Regions from separate parts of the Homo sapiens genome. Here region 1 is linked to region 2. Evidence: chromatin contacts called from ENCODE Hi-C or POLR2A ChIA-PET data. All regions are on one chromosome and are shown on one strand. The core of a region is the stretch at or near the end of the contact, and the rest is flanking DNA. Distances in the headings are between cores, read along the strand shown.

Region 1 (2,940 bases), core at 270-2,769, 230 kb after region 2:
GGAGGATTGCTTGAGCCTGGCATTCCTGAGGGCGAGGGGGTCTCCTGCCCTGCTCATGTCTAATTACCTACTTTAACTGGAGGCTGAGGTTGCAGTGAGCCGTGAGCGTGCCACTGCAGTCCAGCCTCGGTAGCAGAATGAGAGAGAGAGAAAGTATAATTTAAACAAACATAAAAATGGGCACAAGGCAGGCCGGGCGCGGTGGCTCACGCCTGTAATCCCAGCACTTTGGGAGGCCGAGGCGGGAGGATCACGAGGTCAGGAGATTGAGACCATCCTGGCTAACACGGTGACACCCCGTCTCTACTAAAAATACAAAAAATTAGCCGGGCGTGGTGGCCGATGCCTGTAGTCCCAGCTACTCGGTAGGCTGAAGCAGGAGAATGGCGTGAACCAGGGAGGTAGAGCTTGCAGTGAGCAGAGATCGCGCCACTGCACTCCAGCCTGGGCGACAGAGGAGACTCCGTCTCAAAACAAAACAAAACAAAACAAAAGGCACAAGGCACAGTGTGTGCATGTGGATAGCCAAAGTTGAATGGTATGTGGTTTTTCTTTCAAGGGACATAAAGACTAATAGGGATACCAGATCATTAATAATAATTCAGGGTATAGAGAACTAAGTGTCTTGGGAGAGGTACAGATGAACGGAAGGGGAATTGTGAAAAATCAGGTTCAAAATGTTGGCTGGGGATTGCTTTTGGAGGGCTTTGAAATGCAGAGTATAGATTTTGTAGTTTATTAGGTAGGAAACTGACTCAGCACATGGAGGTGATGTTGCTAATGTTCTATTTCACGTAAGGATACACGACCACTGGCAACCTGATCTGGCTGTCTGCAAATGGCATTTGTGAAACGCTGAAGAAAAATCTCATGTTCCTATCTTTAAAAAGACAGAGTTAAACTCCTAAACATTTGAGTTTAAAAGTAACATAATAAATACATACTTTAAGGGTGCAAATTTAATTTCGGTACTTTTAAACACAATCATTTAAACATTCTATTTGAACTATTTTCAAATTACATGAACAAGCCAGGCGCGCTGCCTGTAGTCCCAGCTTCTCGGGAAGGCGGGAGGATCGCTCGAGCCCAGGATTTGGGAGGGTGCAGTGCTCTTTGAGGGCGTCTACGAATAACCACTGCCCTCCAGTCTTGGTAACATAGCGAGATATCGTCTCAAACAACAACAACGACAACCACCACCACCACCACCAACAACAACAACCAACAACAAAAAAACCACTTTGGGAGCTCCTCAGTCCCTTCAGCCCCGACCCCAAGCATCGACTTCCCCTCCCATCCGGTCCCTGTCCACGTAGCCTGGGAACCTGCTCCCACTCGGCAAAAGTTTCTGTAGGGAGTCAGTCTTTTGGTGCACCCCTCCCCGCACTCTTGTACATTCTGACTGGCTGTCGCTCTCCCATGTGCTCTGACAGACTGCTCTGATTGGTTAACAAATGCCGCGAGCACGCGGATGTCTGTTTCCTGGGATATTGTGAGGGCGGGCGGAGATGTAGACCCGGTAGTGTTGTGCCTTGTGGTGACAACTGGCGGCAGCGCGCCGCGGGCCCGAGACTTAGTCTCGGGCCGCCATGGCCAGCGTCCACGAGAGCCTCTACTTCAATCCCATGATGACCAATGGGGTTGTGCACGCCAATGTGTTCGGCATCAAGGACTGGGTGACGCCGTACAAGATCGCGGTGCTGGTGCTGCTGAACGAGATGAGCCGCACAGGCGAGGGCGCCGTCAGCCTCATGGAGCGGCGGAGGCTCAACCAGCTGCTCCTGCCCCTGCTGCAGGTGAGAGGCGCCCGCTGGCTCCTGCTCGTGCAGCAAACTTTTACTGAGCATCTGCTCTGTGCGGAACCCTGGGCTTGGGGACACTCGTGTCCATCAGATACTCTCCCTGCCTGGAGGAACGTGAAGAAATAAAGATAGCTACTACCGGTAGCTAACACGTACTGAGCGTTTACGGTGGGCCAGGCGCTTTACATGCATTTTTTTTTTTTGCAAGTTCATGTCTGGCTCCAGTATTTATTAGCTGAGAGTTAGAGTCTCAGATCCTGTATCTTCTTTAAAATGGGGCTATACAATAGAGCGTTGGAGACACAGGGATAAGTCATACAGGCTCCCTATCCTAGAGGACCGTAATAAACAGTAAAAATGCCATAAAACCGGGCCGGGCGCAGTGGCTCACGCCTATAATCTCCGCACTTTGGGAGGGTAAGGCGGGTGGATCACGAGGTCAGGAGTTCGAGACCAGCCTGACCAACGTAGTGAAACCCCGTCTCTACTAAAAACACAAAAAATTAGCTGGACGTGGTGGCGGGCACCTGTAATTTCAGCTACTCGGGAGGCTGAGGCAGGAGAATCGCTAGAACCTGGGAAGCGGAGGTTGCAGTGAGCCGAGATCGCGCCACTGCACTCCAGCTTGGGCGACAGTGCAAGACTCCGTTTCAAAAAAAAAAAAGGCATAAAGCCAAGGACGAGCACTGATTGAATACTTAACTGTGTGCTAAGCACTTTACTTAAAATTTGTTTTAAATTATTATTATTTTTTTGAGACAGGGTCTCGCTTTGTCGCCCAGGCTGGAGTGCAGTAGTGTGATCGCGGCTCACTGCAGCCTCGACCTCTCAGGCTCAGGTGATCCTCCCACCTCAGCCTCCCAAGTAGCTGGGAGTACAGGCGCGGGTCACTACGCCCAGCTAATTTTTTTGCATTTTTTGTAGAGACGGGATTTTGCCATGTTACCCAGGCTGGCCGGGAACTCCTGGACTCAAGCAATCCTCCCGTCTGGTCTCCCAGAGTATTGGGATTACAGGAGTGAGCCACTGCGCCCGGCCGTCATGTGTTATTTCATTTTGCAGACACAGGTTTAGCTCAGATAATTAAGTTCCTTAATTCATTTGGGTCTCAGTTTTCTCTCTGTAAAATGGGAACAAT
Region 2 (2,967 bases), core at 196-2,695:
AAACTTCAAAGAGTAGCCTTTGAGGATGGGTGGGAAAGACTACAGTCAGATAGGACAGGAAACTTCTAAGGTGAGTGAGGGGGAAGCTGTCTCTTAGGACGGCCAATACGATGCTGATAGTGACATCGTATCTCCTGGTGGGGAAGCCACGTCCTCCCCACAGGTCTGTCTGATAGCCTGGGGACCATATGGGAGCACAGCAATCATTCAGATTCATAATTTCTCTGAGCTTCAGTTTCCCTATCTGCAAAATGACCTGCTCCAAGTATCCCACAGGGTTATGGCAGAAATAAAATGTCAGGCTCAAAGCCTGCTATCTACAATGTCCCTTTATCGTCTCCCTCTTGCCATGTCATTTTATCAGCATCTTTACCCGCAAGATCAGGCCTAGCAGGGCGCCACAGCTGGGGCTGGAGGAATGTTTAGGGCTAGCTTTTCTCAAGCCAAGTCGACCTGACTGTTGCTCATGATGGGAGGACAAGACAACCCAGGACCAGTGCTGGGGTAGTCAAAAACACTAGTAAGTGGACAGGGACCTAATGACACCCATGTATGTACGGAGGGTGCCGATACCTCCGCTAAGAAGCCCTGTAGGGGCTTCATCAAGGGCACTAGAGTTCCCCCCACCTATCCCAGAGCACCATGCACCTTTCCACCGACTTGTCTTCTATAAACTACCAACAAGGGCTTACCCTTCGCTCCTGTGCGGGCTGCGTTAGGAGGCGCCAGATCCAATTCTCTGCGTCTTTCGCTCCTGAGCATCTATCTGCTCCCCTTGCCGAGCGCAAGAACCTTTAAAAAATGTCCAACTTCTGTTTCAGGGCTGGTCGCCTAGTAAAGGAGTCCACAGAGGCGGGCAGAATGAATGAATGAAAGGCAACGTCTTCCGGTCAGCTGCGGACTGCAAAGGCTCTGGTCTGGCTGTATTTCCTGTACGTGTGTGTGTCCACATCTTTGAGTGCCGGGAGTTTAAAAGTTAGGCAGTCCTTATAGGTATGGAAGCCGAGCTAATTTCCTTCTGAGCCCCCCAAATGCCTCCTCCACATGGCGGGTCCGCAAATGGGGGGATCTGCAGAGGATCACCCCCCACGAAAAAGACATGCAGCAGAAAAGCAAAAAAAGAAAACAGTTATATATACAAAATGCTTTGAATTTGAGTCGGCCACACAGGTAATGTTGGGGGAGGGGTGGATGAAAGAAGAGGAAGAGGGGTAGCCCTGGGCAATGAGGGCAGGAACGGAGGTGGGGGGTCGTTTTTGGGGGTGCCAGGCCCCGGGGGCTTTCACGCCAGCATGCTCGGCTTGCATTTCCGCGCCTCCCGCTGAGGCCAGCCGTGCAAATCTGCACCTCCCTCCCCGCCCCCTCCTCCTTCCCTCCCTCCCTGCCCCGCCATCTCCGGGATGCGCCCGCCGCCTGCAACTCGGCCCTCCAAAAGTCAGCTCTGCACACAACTCCCGGGCGGCGGCGGCGCCTGCGTGCAGAGGCGCACTCGTGACCCAACAACAAAACAGCGATGCCACGGCGCTAACGGCGCCCGGTGCCTCCCGGGCTCCCTCCCCGCCCCATACCTCCTCGGGCCGCCGCCCCCACCCCCCCAAGCCCGGGCCGAGAGCCCCCCCAAATAGCCCGGCCGCGGGCTCCGAGCGCGATCGGCAACAATGTTTACGTTCCGGGGATTATGACGTCGACGCCTCCCCCCCCCCACAACTGCTGAAAATGGTTTCCTAGGACTTTGCAAACGGATCTGCCTAAGTGTTGGTGCAAAACTTTGTAGATCTCGGCTCTGGCTTGCTTTATTTATTTATTTTTTGGTTTGTTTTCTTTGGTCTTCCCTCCTTCCCCCCTCGGCCAAAATGCAGGGGGCAGGAGTGTTGACAATTAATTGGTGAACTCTCCTAAAAAAATGGAGGCAGAGAAAGACTCTGGAAGAAGATTGGTGTGTAGCTTTTTTTTTTTTTTTTTTTTTCCAAATCTGTATCTGGCATATGATAGATCTTTTTTTTTTTTTTTTTGGTTGTTTCTCGCTGCCTTTTCTTTCCTTTTCTGTATTTTGCAAGAGGACCGGGAAAAAAATATAATAAATTGCATGCAAAAGGAAGCAAGCTGCTTACTCCTCCAGCCCCTTGTGAGGCTTAGAGTCTCAGACACTTAAGTGGGGAGGTGGTATCGGGGAAAGGCGTGGAGGGGGGCTGAGCGGGCTCGGGGTTCGCCCGGAATCTGGGGGGCTGAGGGGCCGGGCGCTGGGCGGTGGAGGGAGGAGGCAGGGGGATGCGGGGAGTGGTGGGGGAGTCTCCTTAGGAAGTGAGTGTGCGCGCGCGCTTGTGGGGAGATGAGGCAGCTGCTGGTGCGTTTTGGGGTCTCCGATCCGAGCTTTGTGGCGGGCCGTCTGCCTCTCCCCCTTCCAAGCCCCGATTCTCCTCCCCCCACCTCCTCTTCTTGCACTGGCGGGCGGGCGGCGGGGGCGGCTGGGGTCTCAGCCCTTCCATTTCAGCTTTCCAGCTTCCCCGGTAGCTCGGGGGCGGCTCCAGCTTTAGAAATGCCGCCGGCCCCCGGTTCCGGCTTCCCGGCTCTGCCGCCGCGGCCGCTGGGGCTGCTGTTACCGCCGAGCCGGGCGCCGCAGCGGCTCCTCCTGGGGCCTACATTTGCCCCGCCAGCCCGTGTCCGGAGCCCCCTTCGCGGGTTACATAACCAGGCTCCCGGCCGAGTGGGCGAAGCCCAGCACATTTCGGGGGCGGGGGGCAGGGGAGGGTCCCCAGATGTCCCTTCAGTGCTTCCGAAGACACCGGAGGGGAGTACCCCGCGTAGAGCGCAGCTGGACCCTCGGGGTGCGGGCCCCTCTCCTTGTCCTGCTTTTCAGCATCTTTGGCAATTGCGCAAAGTTGCTTGGGTTGCAATGGTGGGGTGCAGGGGGCGCTCGGCTGCTGCACCTGTTAGTGCTGGGCCCAGGTTGAGAGGCGACCTCCAGCC

The links. A loop is a pair of places that touch in the nucleus more often than their neighbours do. ChIA-PET counts read pairs that join two places held with the same protein, here RNA polymerase II (POLR2A). Pooled maps may share reads with other maps.
Region 1: a loop to region 2 is called in a pooled map, with 4 times the contacts of the local background. The contact joins the promoter of ANAPC5 here to the promoter of KDM2B-DT in region 2. A Hi-C loop is called at or near these places in 12 of 50 pooled maps. POLR2A ChIA-PET finds 5 or more read pairs at or near these places in 2 of 52 experiments (WTC11 and activated T-cell).

The regions. Positions count from the first base shown.
Region 1 is chr12:121,350,990-121,353,929 of GRCh38, reverse strand. It overlaps ANAPC5 (anaphase promoting complex subunit 5), which reads left to right and starts at 1,519. Exons shown (of 17, transcript NM_016237.5): 1 at 1,519-1,796. The coding sequence starts at 1,590. RefSeq lists enhancers at 1-416, 417-1,092, 1,517-1,776, 1,769-2,444.
Region 2 is chr12:121,578,989-121,581,955 of GRCh38, reverse strand. It overlaps KDM2B-DT (KDM2B divergent transcript), which reads right to left and starts at 1,445. Exons shown (of 4, transcript NR_183427.1): 1 at 693-1,445. KDM2B (lysine demethylase 2B) reads left to right here and starts at 933. Exons shown (of 23, transcript NM_032590.5): 1 at 933-1,170. The coding sequence starts at 1,045. RefSeq lists silencers at 1,213-1,262, 1,343-1,652, 2,812-2,891 and an enhancer at 708-1,643.